2 separate regions of the Homo sapiens genome follow, and region 1 is linked to region 2. Evidence: chromatin loops called from intact Hi-C (ENCODE). Cell type or tissue: spleen. All regions are shown on one strand.

Region 1 (8,000 bases), 240 kb before region 2:
CACTGGGCTCATGCTTTCCAGTGCTTTCTGTCCTGTGGTGCTCGGGGCCTTGCCCCCTCTGGGTGGCTGGGGTGGGGTGGGCAGAGGTCTGCCTGGGCCCTTCAGTTCTGGTCTGGCCCTCTCTCTGTGTCAGATCTGCTGGAGGTTCTGAGTGACATAGACGAGATGTCCCGGCGGAGACCCGAGATCCTGAGCTTCTTCTCGGTGAGCTGGATGGGGCTGAGGGAGAGCTGGGAGGAGCCACTCCCTTGGGGAACCCCAGCAGGGCCACCACCCCAACATGGCGTGCCCGCGCTGAGCCCCAGGGAGTCCTCTGAGGCTGGGCTTCGGGTGGGGGCCCCAGCCCAGGTGTTCACAGTCAAGCCGCCGCCAGAGCAGGCCTGCCTTCAGCCCCGGGCTGGGACCGGCCAGTGGCACGTGCGTCCTGCCTTCTGGATAGGGGCCTAGGGTCCCTGCCGTTGCCGCCAACCATCACGAGACCAAGAGGTGAAGGGGCCTTGATGGGGGCTGGACCCCTTGGTCACACACCTCCCACCTTTCCCCCGGTCAGACCAACCTGCAGCGGCTGATGAGCTCGGCCGAGGAGTGTTGCCGCAACCTCGCCTTCAGCCTGGCCCTGCGCTCCATGCAGAACAGCCCCAGGTGAGGCCACCGCCGGCCTCTGTCCCGCCGCCACCGCTGGGCCCTGCTAACCCAGGTCACCGCTTGACCCGCCTGGTGGCCAGACCAGGCTTCCAGGCGGCTCAGCTCGCCCTGTCGGGTGGGGGTCTGGCGTGGGCACAGGGTGGAGGTTCCCACTGAAGTGTGTGGGTCTTTCAGCATTGCAGCCGCTTTCCTGCCCACGTTCATGTACTGCCTGGGCAGCCAGGACTTTGAGGTGGTGCAGACGGCCCTCCGGAACCTGCCTGAGTACGCTCTCCTGTGCCAAGGTGAGGACTGGCCCCCCGCCCAGGGCCCTGGCAGCCCTCGGGGAGGCCGGAGGTGCGTCCCCCGAGGGCTGGCTCTTGGGAGTCCCGAGGTCTGGTCACTGCGGCCAGGATGTTGTGGCCAGCGTGACGTGCAGGGCCCCGTTTCCCCCACAGAGCACGCGGCTGTGCTGCTCCACCGGGCCTTCCTGGTGGGCATGTACGGCCAGATGGACCCCAGCGCGCAGATCTCCGAGGCCCTGAGGATCCTGCATATGGAGGCCGTGATGTGAGCCTGTGGCAGCCGACCCCCCTCCAAGCCCCGGCCCGTCCCGTCCCCGGGGATCCTCGAGGCAAAGCCCAGGAAGCGTGGGCGTTGCTGGTCTGTCCGAGGAGGTGAGGGCGCCGAGCCCTGAGGCCAGGCAGGCCCAGGAGCAATACTCCGAGCCCTGGGGTGGCTCCGGGCCGGCCGCTGGCATCAGGGGCCGTCCAGCAAGCCCTCATTCACCTTCTGGGCCACAGCCCTGCCGCGGAGCGGCGGATCCCCCCGGGCATGGCCTGGGCTGGTTTTGAATGAAACGACCTGAACTGTCTGTGTGCTCTCTGGTGTCCCATGTCGCCCTCTGGCCAGTGAGAGCCTCAAGGACCCTGGCCTTGGCTTCCCAGCCCCACAGTGCAGGGAGTTGAGCAGGGTCCGGGGTGGTGGAGACCAGGGCCAGGCTGGGCTCTCCCTTGGGCCAGCAGTTCCCGCAGGTGTTGAGGGTCGGGGGATGCTGCCCACTTGGCCGCCCCCGCCCCACGTCATGGTCTCCCTGTCGAGTGCCGGCCCTGGGCCCTGCCGGGCCTCAAGTCCTCTGCCCACGGGGTCGGCCTCTGTTGAGTGAGTCCGGCCTTGTCAGGCTGCGTGGGGGACTGGCCCAGCTGACTGGTCTCTCTCTCCTGCACTAAAAGGATCAACAAGGCCCTGAGAGCCTCAACTGTGGGCGTCCCTCTGTGGGAGCTGAGTTGGGGTCCCATTCCAGAAGAGTCCGAGTAGCCGGTGGTGCTGCTCGTCCTGCCTTTGCAGGCACCAGCTCCCAGGGGAGGGTCTGGGAGGGTCCTAGTGCATGCGGGGCGGAGCTTGGCATGGGGCCCTGTTTGCTGGCCCGCAGTGCACTCTCCTCCCTCCCAGCCAGGTTGGGGTTAGAGCCGCCCACCCCTCTGTCCTCGCTGCACCGGGGTCTTTCCAGCACACAGATGGGACCCGTGCTCTCCCGGTTCCCCATGAGTGCTCCCAGGTCAGCCAGGCCCCGGCTGCCCTCCACCCCAGCCGCTGTGGCTAAGAAGCTGACCCAGGCCCTCCTGCAAGCCCAGGTGGCGCGAGGCCTCAAGGTTCTAGTGATGCTGTGGCCTTGGGGGATGCCCCGCAACAGCACCCAGCAAGGGGGCAGCTGGGCTCCAGGCCCACAGCCTCCCAGCCCAGCCCCTGGCCTGCACACCTGCACCACCTGCCCGGGCCCCTGGGCACTCCTGCACCCGCCTGCCCACCCTCGGATTCTTCCAGGCTGCACAGGGCCGGGGACCAGGTCCCGGGTGGGGTGAGCCAGTGCCGGGTCTGTCACCAGGCGTGCCTGTCCACAGCTGGCTCCTGTGGCTCCGGGGGACTGGGAGGCTGCTCTGGGAGTGACTTGGAGGCCCATGGGCCGCTGAGCCGCCTCCATCCCAGCTGTGCGCGGCCGCCCTCCCCCACCCTTGCCCTTAGTGCGTTGCCTTCAGGCCCTTGGTGCGGGCACCTCTGCCCTGGGTCTGAATGTGTGTTAGGGTTAGGGACAGGGACAGCAGTGAGGAGGCCTAACAGGCCGGGGTGTGGGGTGAGGCCCTTCCTGCTCTGTGGTTGGCTCTCCTACCTCTGCGCGGATAAGGGGCAGGGCCGAGATTTGAGCCCTGGGGCCCTGGAGCCATGGGCTGCCCCAGGGTGGGGCTGGGCTGAGTGGAAGCAGGGCCCAAGGTTTGTGCAGTGGGAAAGGGCCCTGGAGGCTCAGCAGATGCAGGGCAGGGATGTGGATGCCTCCCCAGCCCCCAGGGGTGGGGCGTGGATGCAGGGAGGCATCCTCATACGGGGTGGGTGTGTGCAGGCTGTGCCGGCTCAGGGATCAACGTCAGGGCCCGTGTCCATCCGAGTCTTAGAGGACAGAAGCGTGCTAGGGCTTGGCGGGGACATGACCCGATCTCATCTGAGACCGAGTGAGCACGGGCCCACCAAGCCCTCCGGCCCCAGTGCCTGCTGTATGCCCCACACCCAAACCCCAGCCTCCTGAGGGCCAGGCTGCCTCTCCCGGGCCTGGATGTGGGGCCTTTGCCAGTCCACACCTTCGGGATCCCGACCCTTCTCCCCAGGTGCAACACCCCAGCTGTGTCGCCGCGTCCCCTCCAGCCAGGAGCCACCCTTACCCGATGTTACACCCTCTGTGGGCTCCTGGGGAACCTCCTCCAGGTTGGCTTTCCACACCCCACAGTCCGGAGCCTGCTGCAGCCTCGCCAGCCTCTGGTCCTCTGCTCTCCTGACATCACTCCAGCCAGGCTGCGGGGTGGGGGTCCTTCCAGCCGAGGCCTGCCCGCCTCAGGGTCTGATCAGGGAGGGAGGGAGGTCCGAGCTCTGTGGGCCCAGAATCCAGTGCCTGGGTTGAGGACAGGGAAAGGGAAGGACACTGCTGCCAGGCCCGGAGGCCAGTCCGTGTGTCCCAGCTGGGTGCAAGCCTGGGCCCTTCATGGGGGTGCGTGTATCTGGCTCAGAGCAGCCTGTGACAGGTAGAGCCCCAGGACGTTGGCTGGGGTCGTGGACCAGGCATGGGGAAGGAGGATGGGGAGGGTGCTGAGGGCAGGGCCCTGATCCTGGGGCCTGGGACCCTCTGGGCCTCTTGCTGCCTGGGCCTGTGTTCACTCCCGCCCAGGAGGCAGCAGAGGTTAAGCTAAGCAGAGGCATCCGGGGGAAGTAGCTGGCCTGGCGGGTGGCAAGGGCTCAGGTGAGGGGTATCGGCTCTGGTGTGTGTGCCAATTGGGGCCAGGATGTGCCAGGCGTGCCTGAGACCCCACCCACCCACCCCAGGGTGATGATCCCAGGGCCCGGGGCCTTGGTGGCTCACAATTACGACACCCGTGGGGCAAACAGTCTCTGCCTGGCCCAGGGCCTTAGGGCTGACAATTGTGGCACCCGTGGGGCAAACTTAGCCTCTACCTGGCCAAGGGCTTCCATAACCTCTAGAGGGTGTCCCAGGCCTGTCCCCACCATAAGGGGAGCCCCAGGGGGCATGTCTGGCCTTGGCTGCCGGGGTGGACCCCAGGTTCTGTGTCCCAGAGGTGAGAGGCCTCTGCGATCTGTGCTGGGAAAGATGGGGAAGACGCCTGAGAGGGAAACTTGACTGCGCCTGGACAGAGAAATGGGTAGACTGGAATCTGTGCCTGCGGCGGGCACCTGGCAGGGGCCGGTGTGAGCAGAAGTGTGGGTGTTGGAATGACGGTGCCGACCCCAGGTTGGACAGGGGGCTGCGAAATGGACCAGGGAGCCCTGGGTCAGGCCACGATCCACGCCTGGCCTCTCCCTCCCTCCGGCTCCCCAAGTTCCTCACCACGGCCACTGGGCCCAGGGACCCTGGGAACCAGCCGTGTGGGGCACCCAGCAGGACCCCTGTGCCACTGGGTGGCTGCTGGCAGGTCCCGGGCCGTCTGTTCTGGAACAGTGGAGGATCTGGGATCAGCACCTTCCTGTGTGGCTGTGGCTGTGAGCCCCTCGCCCAGGGTGACCACTAGAGCCCAGGACTCAGAGGGTCCAGCCCAGACTCCACAGTTCCCTTCCTTTCAGGAGTGGAGGGAGGCCCAGGAGTATGTCTGAGCCAGGCCAGGCAGGGTCCCAGCCCCTCCCAGTGGTTCCCGGCAGTCCCGGGCTGCCTTCTCCAGGCGGGGACGGGGCGGGGCCGGGGGATGCCATAGTGACAAGCTCACTTGCTGCTTCAGTCTCAAAACAAGTGCTTCTGGGTTTCATTTTCAGCTCTGGCTGGGGATGGACCCTGACCTTCAAACAGGCCAGACGGTGGCAGCCACAGGCTGAGTGTGGGCACCTGGGGCCTGAGCGCCCTCGGCAGCAGGAGTGCAGGTCTCCCCATGAGGTGTCTCCCCCATTCACCCCGGGAAGCCCAGACAGTGGCCCGAGGTCATGTGGCAGGTAGGGTGCAGGGCAGGAGCTGCTTGGGGGGCCTGGGCCTCCCCCAGCTCCCTTCCTCAGAGCAACCCAGACCCCTGACCCAATTAGGCCCAGGCCCAGCCAGCGGTTGGGGTCATTCCAGGTGCTTCTGAAGAGAAGGGTATGGCTGAAGCCTCCTCTGGGGACAGCAGCCCCTCTGTCCTGGGAAGTGGCCTGTAGGAAGCTGAGCATGGGCAGGCAGAACTGGACGTCCCAGTTCTTTCCAAACCCCCTCACTGGGCCAGGCCCAAAAGGACACCCCATGGCGGGCCCTGCTGGGCTCACGGGGGACTCAGGGTTGGACCCCAGTAGGCCTCCGCCAGGGTGTGGTGGGCACCCTCTCTGTGGAAGTTAGGAAGGGCTGTTGAGGGAAGGTGGCATGGCGGGCTGGGTCTTGAGCGGTGGGGAGGAGTTGGGCCCATCCACTTGTAGCGGGGCACAGGGCTCTGGCTGACCACCAGCAGGGCAGGCGGAGGGAAGGGTCCGGCGCCCTCTTTTCCCACTGGTGTCCTCCTGCTGTGAAGCCAGGCCTGTAGGAGCCTGCAAGCCTCGGGGGGCACAGGGGACAGGCCTGACACACAGAGGGCTCCTCGGGCACTCATCCTATAGTAGGGAGACGGGCCCTGGGAGGGGAGGGAGCCAGGAGGCAGCCATGCGCCCTCCCTAAGATGGAAAACGCAGGGGCCTGGTGAGGGCGGTGCTGACCACAGTGCTCTGCACACCAGGCTACTGCTGGCGCCCCAGCTCCGGGGAACATAGAGTCCTTGGGGACACAGGGCCCAGGGGCCTCCAGAGCTGGGATACGGTGGAGGGGCTGCTGGATCCCAAACACCCTTTAGGCCTCCTTCATCCCTAGTCAGCATTCCAGCCAGGACCCCGGGGGCCCCATCCAGAGTCCTGTCAGCGGGGGCCATAGCCTGTGGCTGCAGGCCTGGGCAGGTGGGTGACACGAGGCAGGACCGACCCCAGGGTTCTAACGCCTGCTCCCCACTGGCCTTGGACAAATCGCTGCCCTTTTCTGAGCTTGATTCCTCACCTGTGAAGTGGGCATCAAGGTAATGCCTGAGGCCGGGTGCGGTGGCTCACGCCTGTAATCCCAGCACTTTGGGAGGCCGAGGTGGGCAGATCAGCTGAAGTCAGGAGTTCGAGACCAGCCTGGCCAACATGGCAAAACCCCGTCTCTACTAAAAATGCACTGGGCATGGTGGTGCGCGCCTGTAATCCCAGCTACTCGGATGCTGAGGTGGGAGAATCACTTGAACCCGAGAGGCGGAGGCTGCAGTGAGCCGAGATCACTGAGATAGCACCACTGCGCTTCAGCCTGGGTGAGAGCAAGACTTCATCTCAGAAAATAAAAACAAGGCTGGGTGCGGTGGCTCACACCTGTAATCCCAGCACTTTGGGAGACCGAGGCGGGTGGATCAGCTGAGGTCAGGAGTTTGAGACCAGCCTGGCCAACATAGTGAAACCCCGTCTCTACTAAAAATACAAAAATCAGCTGGGTGTGGTGGTGCATGCCTATAATCCCAGCTACTTGGGAGGCTGAGGCAGGAGAATCCTTTGAAACCCGGGAGGCAGAGGTTGCGATGAGCCAAGATCACGCCACTGCACTCCAGCCTCAGCGACAGAGTGAGACTCCGTCTCAAAAAAATAAAAAACAAAAAACTGCCTGAGACTTGGGGGCAGTGAACAACCTGTGTGACACACAGTAGGTGCTGAGGGCCAGGCATCTGCACTGTTCTCTTTCTCCTCTGAACAGAGAGGTGCCATGATCTGGCCAAGGACACACAGCAATCAGAGGCAGGCTGGCTTCTCTGCCCCGGTCCCGCCACCCGGCGACACCTGTCAGCCCCCTTGCAAACTCTGTGCTCCTTGAAGGTGGGGGGGGGGGGGAGGGCGGGGTGGGTCTGGACCCCGTTACAAGGGATTCCTATAAATGGCGTGGAGAGGATTAATAATGTATTTATAACACATTTTGGTGGTAGTCGAAAATGATCTATAAATGTGCAGTAAATGTTTTATAATGTTTTTGTAACCCGTTATAAATGATAAATGGCAGACCATAGATGCCGGATCAAATATTTATAACGCACTGTGCGCGGCGTTGGGCTGCTACAGTTCAGCAAAGCCATTAATAATAAAGTGGATGGAAATGCACGAGTTACCGACATGCCTAGCAAAGCCATTTATAATGAAATGTAAAATTTGGCTGTGGGAAGCAGCCCACCAGCCCCAGCCGCAGCACCGGCCAGGATCTCCTGGAGGCTGGGGAAGGAGCGGTGTCGTGAATTATTTGTGAGGTGTTCAGACGAGAATGTATACTCCCCATAGCACACCATATAAATATGCTATTAATATACCCAAGGTGGCATGCATTATTCATGGAGCCTAATTAATTAATGGGTGGCCCCTTAAAATGGGGTGTCACAGCTTCCAGCTCCCTGTCCTGCCGGGGGCAGTAGGGATGGCATTGGTTGATGGCAGCCTTGGGGGTGGGGAGGGCAACGTCCCTTCCACGCTCTGCAGGGGGGCTGACGTGGTGCCCCACAACCGTCCACAGGGGTCCTGTGGGCAAGTCAGTTTGGGAACCACTGTGCAGTGTGTCCTCTCCCTGGAAGAGTGGAGGTGCGTATCAGGTGATGAAGGCTCTGAGAAGTCCCGCGGGAAACACCACTCGGCCAGGACACCTCCCTTGGTTCTCTCTCACGCCCTCTGCATTCCCGAACCGCCTCCGCCTCCCAGACTCAAGGATCCGATTCTGTTCCAGCTTGGCCCAGCAGCCTTGGTCAGGTGACGTTCAGGGTTGAATCCACTGGTGGAAGGAGTCAACCCCTCATAAGCCTGCCCCACCCCTCCGGGTGTGGCACCTGGGTCCCCAC
Region 2 (8,000 bases):
TATGCCGAAAATTATCAATGCTTGAAGGAGCCCAAATCAGGAGTCTAATTGTAATCAGGAAATCGGAGGTGCTTGTCGACTCGGTGCCAGAGCAGAGAGGCAGTTCGGAAATGGAACTAATTTACTCTACTCCCCCGGGAAATCCGCTCAACAGATTAACATTTTCAAAATATAGTAATGATATAATTTGAGAAATGGTGACGCCAATTTGTGAGAAGCTCTTTGTGCGGAGCCATTTGCATTTTCGCTGCCTGCATTTTCTGTTAATCACAGCTCCATTTGATGGGGGTTTGCAATTTGACTTATTCCTTATTATAAAACTTCAATTTAGTAATTTAACACAATGAGAGAGAAAATGTAACCAAATCTTCAGATAACCCCCATTTCATTTCTGCAACACCTTCAGAGTGCTGAGAGGGAGAGGGAGACGGGAGATTTGAATTGGAAATCAGCTTCATTTCTCTGCTGGTAAAAACAGTTTTAGAATTCTTCATTGAGGGGCAGGAGGCAACCCATAGGCCTGAAGATTTTAATCCAAATTTTATAACTTTTTTCAGGCACAAAAAAACCTCCAACATGTCACCCAATACAAAGAGACAAGAGAAAGCTTTTTTATTACGCCCCCCACACACCCCCGTTTCTGAAGACGTCTTGCTCCCGACTGATTCCTTGTTTCACGCCCCTGCACTCCCCAGAGCTCCCTCCTGCAGAGTTCTCTCTCTCCTGCACTTCCCACCGCTCGCCTTTCCACTCCTCCGGGAGTTGCTGCAGCCTTCTCTCCCGGGGCAGGCCAGGAAGGGCCCCTCTCCCATTTCCACCCCAGGCTGCCTCCCCACGCCTGCCACTTCCCTCCCCTCCCTCGCCCCAGTCTCCATCTTCCTCTTTCTCAACTTTCCCCTTCTCCTAACTCATCCCCTGATTTAATCACCCATGGATTTGTTTCAGAGGCTGCTTCTAATTTGCTGTGCTTTATTTGAAAGTGCGATGAAAGTAATAAGGAGGTTAATATTTTATCAACAATAAAATTTTAGCTCCAGTGTTTGCCTTGTATTTTATAAACTCAATCTGCGCCGCGTTACCCTCCTGTGAGCCATTTGTAACCGCCTCGCCTCCCCACTAGACGGCCAGAGCCCAAGTCCCCTTGGGCCAAGTTCCCCGGCCGGGATCCAGGTGGCTTCTTTCACCCACGCCACCAAGATGGTAGCCCCAGGCCTCCAGGTGGGGTGCAGGCCAAAGCGGGTCCCACGGACCCAGGCTGAGGTGGGGGTACAGGTCTCCCAGGGCGGGGAGGCAGGCAGGGGCCTGAGGGATGTGGCCGGCTTTGTGTTTGCGGTGGGGCCTTGCCAGCTCAGAGGGACCGGAGCCTCCCAGCTACTCAGCTGGGGTCCAGTGGCAGAATGTGGCCAGGAGGAGAAGGGGCTGCCCGGCGGGGGGCCTTCCTCTGTTGTTTTAAGCGGAGCTGGCCTTCGCGCTAGCTCCTCTGAAGTCTGTGGCCATGGACACCGGCCTGGGTCTCAGTGGGAGCCCGTGAAGGTGGTTCAGGGGGATGTTCTGAGCCTCCGCTAGCCCTTCCCAGGCCCTGCCTGACTTTGTTGGGGAGGTTGGCCTAAAAGCTCCTAGGCCCTAGGCCTCCAGTCCTCTTGCACTAGGGAAGAAACCTAGACCAGCAGACAGCTGAGGACCCCACTGACGGTCCCCACAGCTGCAGGGTCTCCTCCCCACACCTCTCGGAGGGTACCAGAATCCAGGGAGCAGCTATATGGTGGTGCCAGCCCACAGTGTGAGAAGGTGTGAAGGTCCGTTGGGCCCAGGCCAGCCATTCGCCCCCAGGCTGGGCCCCAGCACCAGGGCTAGGGCTGGAGGCCGGAGGGCACAGGAAAAGTCGCTCAGGCTGTGACAAGCAGAGGGCTGGCGGGACAGGCAGTGGCCAGGCACTGAGAGCCCCATCTGTGGAAGTCTGGGGCGGCCACCTCATTGTGCCAGCCCACCAGGCAGCAGTCAGCGTCCCTCCTCCCAACATCCCCCTTCGCCGGAGGACAGCCCGTGGACACTTTCCCCGACACCCCAGGCCCCTCTCCCTCTGCCTCAGAGGTCCAGGGGATCTGCAGTCCTGGTCACCGGTGCCCTATTGGTGCCCCCAGGCCAGGGGCAGCTCCGCCCTTGGAGTCTGGGGAGCTGGAAGACTGCGAAGGGTTAACACTCTTTGTTATGGCTCCTTTTAATCCTCAGATGGGCCGGCGGCTCACGTTGTTCAGATCTGGTAGAGAGAAAGCGTTAACTATTATCTGCTTCTAGCTGACCATCTGCTGTTGCAGAAAATTCAAAACCCTGGAGATCTACTTATATCCACATCGTAAACGAGAAAAGATGTTTTAATTAAGGGAAATCAGGTTAACTTAGCTCTAATTTACAAGCCGCCTGCCTAATGAATTGTCTGGGCTGCTCTCTCTTTGTAGAGAGTAAATCTAGGATCCTTTCCCTCCGCAGTTCAGACACTAATTAACTAACCAAGAGTTTTAGTAGCACATCCGCCTGTCGTCTAATAGTTTTACCTAAAGCCAGCCCGGTCATTGCTCGTACAAATTGCCAATTAAATGTGATTGATATAATGAAATTGGATTGTATTTTTCACTCACCTTCTCCCTTCCCCTTCCTCCTGTATGTTCTGACCCTCTCTGCCCAGGGCCCAGGCGCCAGACCGCGCGCACCAAGAACAACAAAGCCAAACAGAACCGGCCCGGCCCGGGCCACGCGGGCTGCAGCGGCGCCGGCGCCGGAGCCGTGCAAGTTCCTGTTAAACCCACATTTCTATTAGTTGAAGTTAACAGGCGTAATCTTGTTTCCAGATATTTATCCACGTTCGGAGGGCCGTAGTTACATGTTTGAAGTTAGGGGGGAAAAGTGAAGGATCTGAGCTGCCATTCTAAAAATACATTAACAGTTTCCAAAATCTATATCGCTGCTTAATTAAATCTGTTATCCTGTTTGTAGGATCTGTGGCTAATTATTTAGAGTCATTTAATCTACTCAATTTGCACGTTAATTAAACAGCATCGGTTTGCAGAGCGCGGCCGGGCGGGCTCGGAGGGGCGCAGCGCCGCCTGGTGGGGATCCAGCCTGGACAGCGCGCTCGGGGCCGGAGCCGCGCGCACCGGGCCTGGATCCCGGGGTCCCGGGGCCAGAGTCCCCAGAGGGTGAGCGGCCCCGATGGTGGAGGCCGGGAGAGGGGCTGCGCGGCTTCCAGGAAACGCTCTCAGGTCATCCCGCAGGGAGACACGGGGTGGCTACGGTCAGCCGCCAGGACGCAGCTCTTGTTATTTACGGGCAGGGGGATTCATTCATTCATTCACCCATTCATTCACTCATTCACTCACTCACTCATCCATCCCTCCCTCCCTCCCTCCCTCTCCCCTGCCCCTCCTTCTGCCGCCACTCCAGGCACCGGGACGCAGCTCTTCTGTAATTTACTGTCAAGGGGATTCATTCATTCATCCATCCATTCATTCATTCATTCACTCATTCACTCATCCATCCCTCCCTCTCCCCTGCCCCTCCTTCTGCCCCCACCCCGGGCACCGGGACGCAGCTCTTCTGTTATTTACGGGCAGGGGGATTCATTCATTCATCCATTCATTCACTCACTCACTCACTCACTCATCCATCCATCCACCCCTCCCTCTCCCCTGCCCCTCCTTCCGCTCCAACCCCGGGCACCGGGACGCAGCTCTTCTGTTATTTATGGGCAGGGGGATTCATCCATTCATTCATTCATTCATTCACTCATTCACTCACTCACTCACTCACTCACTCACTCATCCATCCATCCCTCCCTCCCTCTCCCCTGCCCCTCCTTCCGCTCCAACCCCCGGCACCGGGACGCAGCTCTTCTGTTATTTACGGGCAGGGGGATTCATTCATTCATTCATTCATTCATTCACTCACTCATCCATCCATCCATCCATCCCTCCCTCCCTCTCCCCTGCCCCCTTCTGCCCCCACCCCCTGCACGGAGTGGAGGGGTCAGGGCGGGGTGCAGGCCGGGGTGCAGGACTCGCGCACGCAGCAGAAGCCGGTCTGCTCTGCGCTTCGGCACCGCTCCAGCCTGGGGCGTGGGGCCCGCGCCGGCCAGGCCTGGTTAACTGGAAAACGATGGAGCCGCGCCCCGCCCCCGCACTTGCGGCCTAATTGTTTTCCCTCGCCCGTCCCCATCTGTCCCTCTCCGCCCGTGTGTGTTTTGGCCTTTGTCTCGCTGCCCCGCGCTGACACCCTCTTTCAAAGGCCGCTTCTGTCGCCCTTCACCGATCTCTTCTGCCCCATTAACCCATCGGCACGAGGCTCCGGCAACAAAGGCCTGAAATCGGATGGACGCGCGCGCGCTCTCCCCACCGTCCGCCGCGGTCTCCGCGCCCCGCTCAGCTCGGCCCGGCCCGGCCCGATGGGGCGGGAACGGAGCTGGCCAGGAAAGTGCTCGCGGTGGTGGCCCGAGCCCGAGTCCCGCCTGCAGAAGCCGGAGCCTTGGCAGGGGCCCCGAAGCAGCTGCACCCCGGGAACGCACCGCGCGCTGCGAAAGCTAATCCGGCCGCGTCCCCCTTTGTCCCTCCCTGGATGTGAAACTGTCGAGTGGGGGGCCCAGGGCTGCGGGAGGAGAGAGGCAGGTCCTCCTCGGAGCCTGGTAAACAAAGACCAGGAAGCCGGGAACCGAACCTGGGGTGGGACCTCTTCGGATTCCCCCCACCTCCCGGAGAAGGCCACGCAGCGGCCGAACCTCAGGGCGCGCAGATGCCAGCGCTCATGCCCACGCCGCGAAACCCTTGGGGCAGGAAACCCACAATCCCGGGAGGGAGCAGGGTCCTGAGGCCCCAGGCGCCCTCTCCAACCCACCGCCCTCACGGAGGCCGGGACCTCCGTGCAGCCTCTTCGACTACTGCTCATGGGAGAGGAAGGGGTCGAGGCTTTCCCTGGGACCTGTGCAGTAGCTTGACGCCTGGCAGCTCCTTGGAGAGGGCTGGGGGCAGAGGGGAGCCTCCAAGCCGCCTGTCTCTGCAGTGCGGCCTGCATCTTCCCTCTCCTGGGCGGAGGGGTCCTCCCAGGGCTGCCTTCTTCTGACCGCTGTGGCAGGAGGAAGGTGGAGGTCACCTGAGTGTCATCCTACAGGCCACCCGAAGGTCACCTTTCTCTGAAGCGGGGCTTGTTCTCTGAAGCGGGGCTTGGGACCTCAGCAGGAGGCCTCACATTAGTCCAGCTGGTGCTGAGATGCCCATGGGTGCTTAGCCAGTGTAGTCTAGGAGTCCAGCTCAGAGAAAACTTTTTTCACCCAGCACTGACCTGTTTTTATTTTCTGTCCTATGACTCTGCAATGCTCTCTGCAGAGCCATCCTAGGAGACGCCGAGCTGGTCCCCGGGAGGATGGGGACACCTTGTGTCCAGGCTGGGTGAAGGGGTTCCAGTGTCAAACTCAGCCTGGGTTATCTTCTTGTTTTTCAAATTCATTAAACGTTTGAAATTAGGAAGTTGCAAGAACAAGAAAGGGCATAGCAAGGCCGATGCAGACCTCCCAGTCCCCTCTGCCAGGACCTCCCATGCCTGATGGGCCTCTCCATGCTCCACCCTTGCGCTCCTTGGACCAGAGGCCCAATTCTGGGAGTTCTGCCATTTCCTGCGGCTGATCTGGTGAAAGGAGGGTCTTTGTATTATTCCTTTTAGAGGGTCTGGTGGGCTCTAAGGATTCAGAAAGAGCAGGGTCTTCACTGTCTCCCTATCTCCCTTTGACTGGGGCTCAAGTCACATTTCAGTTTTTCTGCTACTGGAGTTTTTTTTTTTTTTTTTTTTTTTTTTTTTTTTTTTTTTTTGAGACGGAGTCTCACCCCGTCTCCCAGGCTGGAATGCAGTGGTGCGATCTCCATCTCGGCTCACTGTAAGCTCCACCTCCTGGGTTCACACCATTCTCCTGCCTCAGCCTCCTGAGTAGCTGGGACTACAGGCGCCCACCACACCCGGCTAATTTTTTGTATTTTTAGTAGAGACGGGGTTTCACCGTGTTAGCCAGGATGGTCTCAATCTCCTGACCTTGTGATCTGCCTGCCTCGGCCTCCCAAAGTGCTGGGATTACAGGTGTGAGCCACCGCGCCTGGCCCTGCTACAGGATTTTTATAAACCCATTTGACAACTTAGAAATCCAAGCCCTGGCCAGGCACAGTAGCTCACGCCTGTAATCCCAGCACTTTGGGAGGCCAAGGTGGGCAGATCACCTGAGGTCAGGAGTTCAAGACCAGTCTGGCCAACGTGGTGAAACCCTGTCTCTATTAAAACTACAAAAATTAGCCAGGCATGGTAGTGGGTACCTGTAATCCCAGCTATTCGGGAGGCTGAGGCAGGAGAATCGCTGGAACCCAGAAGTTGGAGGTTGCAGTAAGCTCAGATCACACCACTGCACTCCAGCCTGGGCAACAGAGTGAGACTGTCTAAAAAAAAGAAAAGAAATCCAAGGCCTGTGTCTGCCCCAGATGCAGCTTTTAGCACGTGGACTCTGGATGGGACACCAGGGGGTCTTCCATACTGGCCAACTTGTACGAGTGTTCAGGCAAAAGCTAGGGGTGAATTAAAGCTTTGAGGGCAACTCACAGAACCACTGGAGTAACTTCACGTGAGTTCCCACCCAGAGGCTGAAGACACGCAGTCTCAGCAATTGTAATAGGACTGTAACAACAGGCAAGGCTGATTTTGTGTGTGTGTGTGTGTGAGACGGAGTCTCTCTCTGTCATTAGACTGGAGTGCAGTGGCGGGATCTCAGCTCACTGCAAACTCCGCCTCCCAGGTTCAAGCGATTCTCCTGCCTCAGCCTCCTGAGTAGCTGGGATTACAGGCATGCGTCACCATACCTGGCTAATTTTTTGTATTTTTAGTAGAGATGGGGTTTCACCATGTTGGTCAGGCTGGTCTTGATCTCCTGACCTCGTGATCCACCCACCTTGGCCTCTCAAAGCGCTGGGATTACAGGTGTGAGCCACTGCGCCCGGCCAAGGCCTATTTTTAAAATAACAGCTTTATTGAGATATCACTGGCACCATCACATCCATCCTTTTAAAGCATACAATTCGGCATCTGTATATACATCCCCAGAGCTGCGTCACCACCACCCCTATCCAGTTCTGGAACATTTTCATCACCCCGAAAAGAGACCTGGCACCCATTAGCAGTCACTCTCCGTCCCCAGCTCCCTCCCCCAGCCCCCGGCAACCACTAATCCACTTTCTGTCTCCATGGATTAGGCGAGGATAATTTTGCAAGAAGAGATCCTACCGTCTGGAAAGGAGTATAAAATGAGGAAACGGGGGGTGAGGACTGAAAATACTTTCTCCTGTGATCAACACGAGAGAAAGAAACAAGGGAAGAAATGCTACCTGGGAACTGGAGGCGGGGAAGGACCAGGAGCTGAGCTCTGCGTCCCTGTGTCCTCAGCCCCCGCCATATGGTTTAAACATCAGCACTCTTGTTTTTTTCAGAGTCTACAGACATGTTCTCATATCTCCCCAGCCCCTTCTGCTGGCAGTGTCTGCATTCTGTGGGCGCAGGGTGGCTGCCAGCATGCTGAAGGTCACAACTGTCCTCTCAGTCCGGCCCCTCCTGTGTGGCCAGCTCGGCCCCCGAGGGGTCCCTGGGGAGGATCCTCTTGGCCTACTCGTCCCCGCCACTCCCTGGTCTTGAGGACTCAATTCCGTATCTGCTGGGTTGGTGTCCTCCTACTACCTTACCAGGTTCGATTTGGAGTTTAACACACTTAAGAGAAAGGTGCGGTAGCTCACGCCTGTAATCCCAGCAGTTTGGGAGGCTGAGGCGGGCAGATCATGAGGTCAAGAGATTGATACCAGCGTGGCCAACACGGTGAAACTCCGTCTCTACTAAAAATACAAAAATTAGCTGGACATGGTGGTGCGTGCCCATAATCCCAGCTACTCGGGAGGCTGAGGTGGGAGAATCACTTGAACCCGGGAGGCGGAGGT

The links. A loop is a pair of places that touch in the nucleus more often than their neighbours do. Peaks named below come from ENCODE experiments on the same cell type or tissue, not always from the same donor. Only the 100,000 strongest peaks of a DNase experiment are listed, where the experiment ranks them.
Region 1: a loop joins it to region 2, with 4 times the contacts of the local background. A loop is called at or near these places in 60 of 110 quality-filtered maps.

Annotation. Positions count from the first base shown.
Region 1 is chr7:1,463,775-1,471,774 of GRCh38, reverse strand. INTS1 (integrator complex subunit 1) reads left to right here. Exons shown (of 48, transcript NM_001080453.3): 45 at 134-204; 46 at 551-642; 47 at 820-929; 48 at 1,083-1,498. The coding sequence ends at 1,198. MICALL2-DT (MICALL2 divergent transcript) reads right to left here. Exons shown (of 2, transcript XR_001745046.2): 2 at 7,189-7,933. Among named protein-coding and RNA genes, the nearest start is that of MICALL2-DT, 7.9 kb to the right of the region's middle. RefSeq lists enhancers at 1,249-1,944, 4,729-5,424, 5,425-6,120. In spleen, CTCF peaks have their summits at 4,666 and 4,865; a DNase peak (open chromatin) is centred at 4,851; H3K27ac peaks cover 2,105 bases.
Region 2 is chr7:1,220,781-1,228,780 of GRCh38, reverse strand. No RefSeq gene overlaps it. Among named protein-coding and RNA genes, the nearest start is that of UNCX, 8.1 kb to the left of the region's middle. RefSeq lists an enhancer at 2,099-3,263 and a silencer at 5,314-5,608. In spleen, CTCF peaks have their summits at 2,932 and 3,136 (motif pointing left); no DNase peak of the experiment used is centred here; H3K4me3 peaks cover 580 bases; H3K27me3 peaks cover 8,000 bases.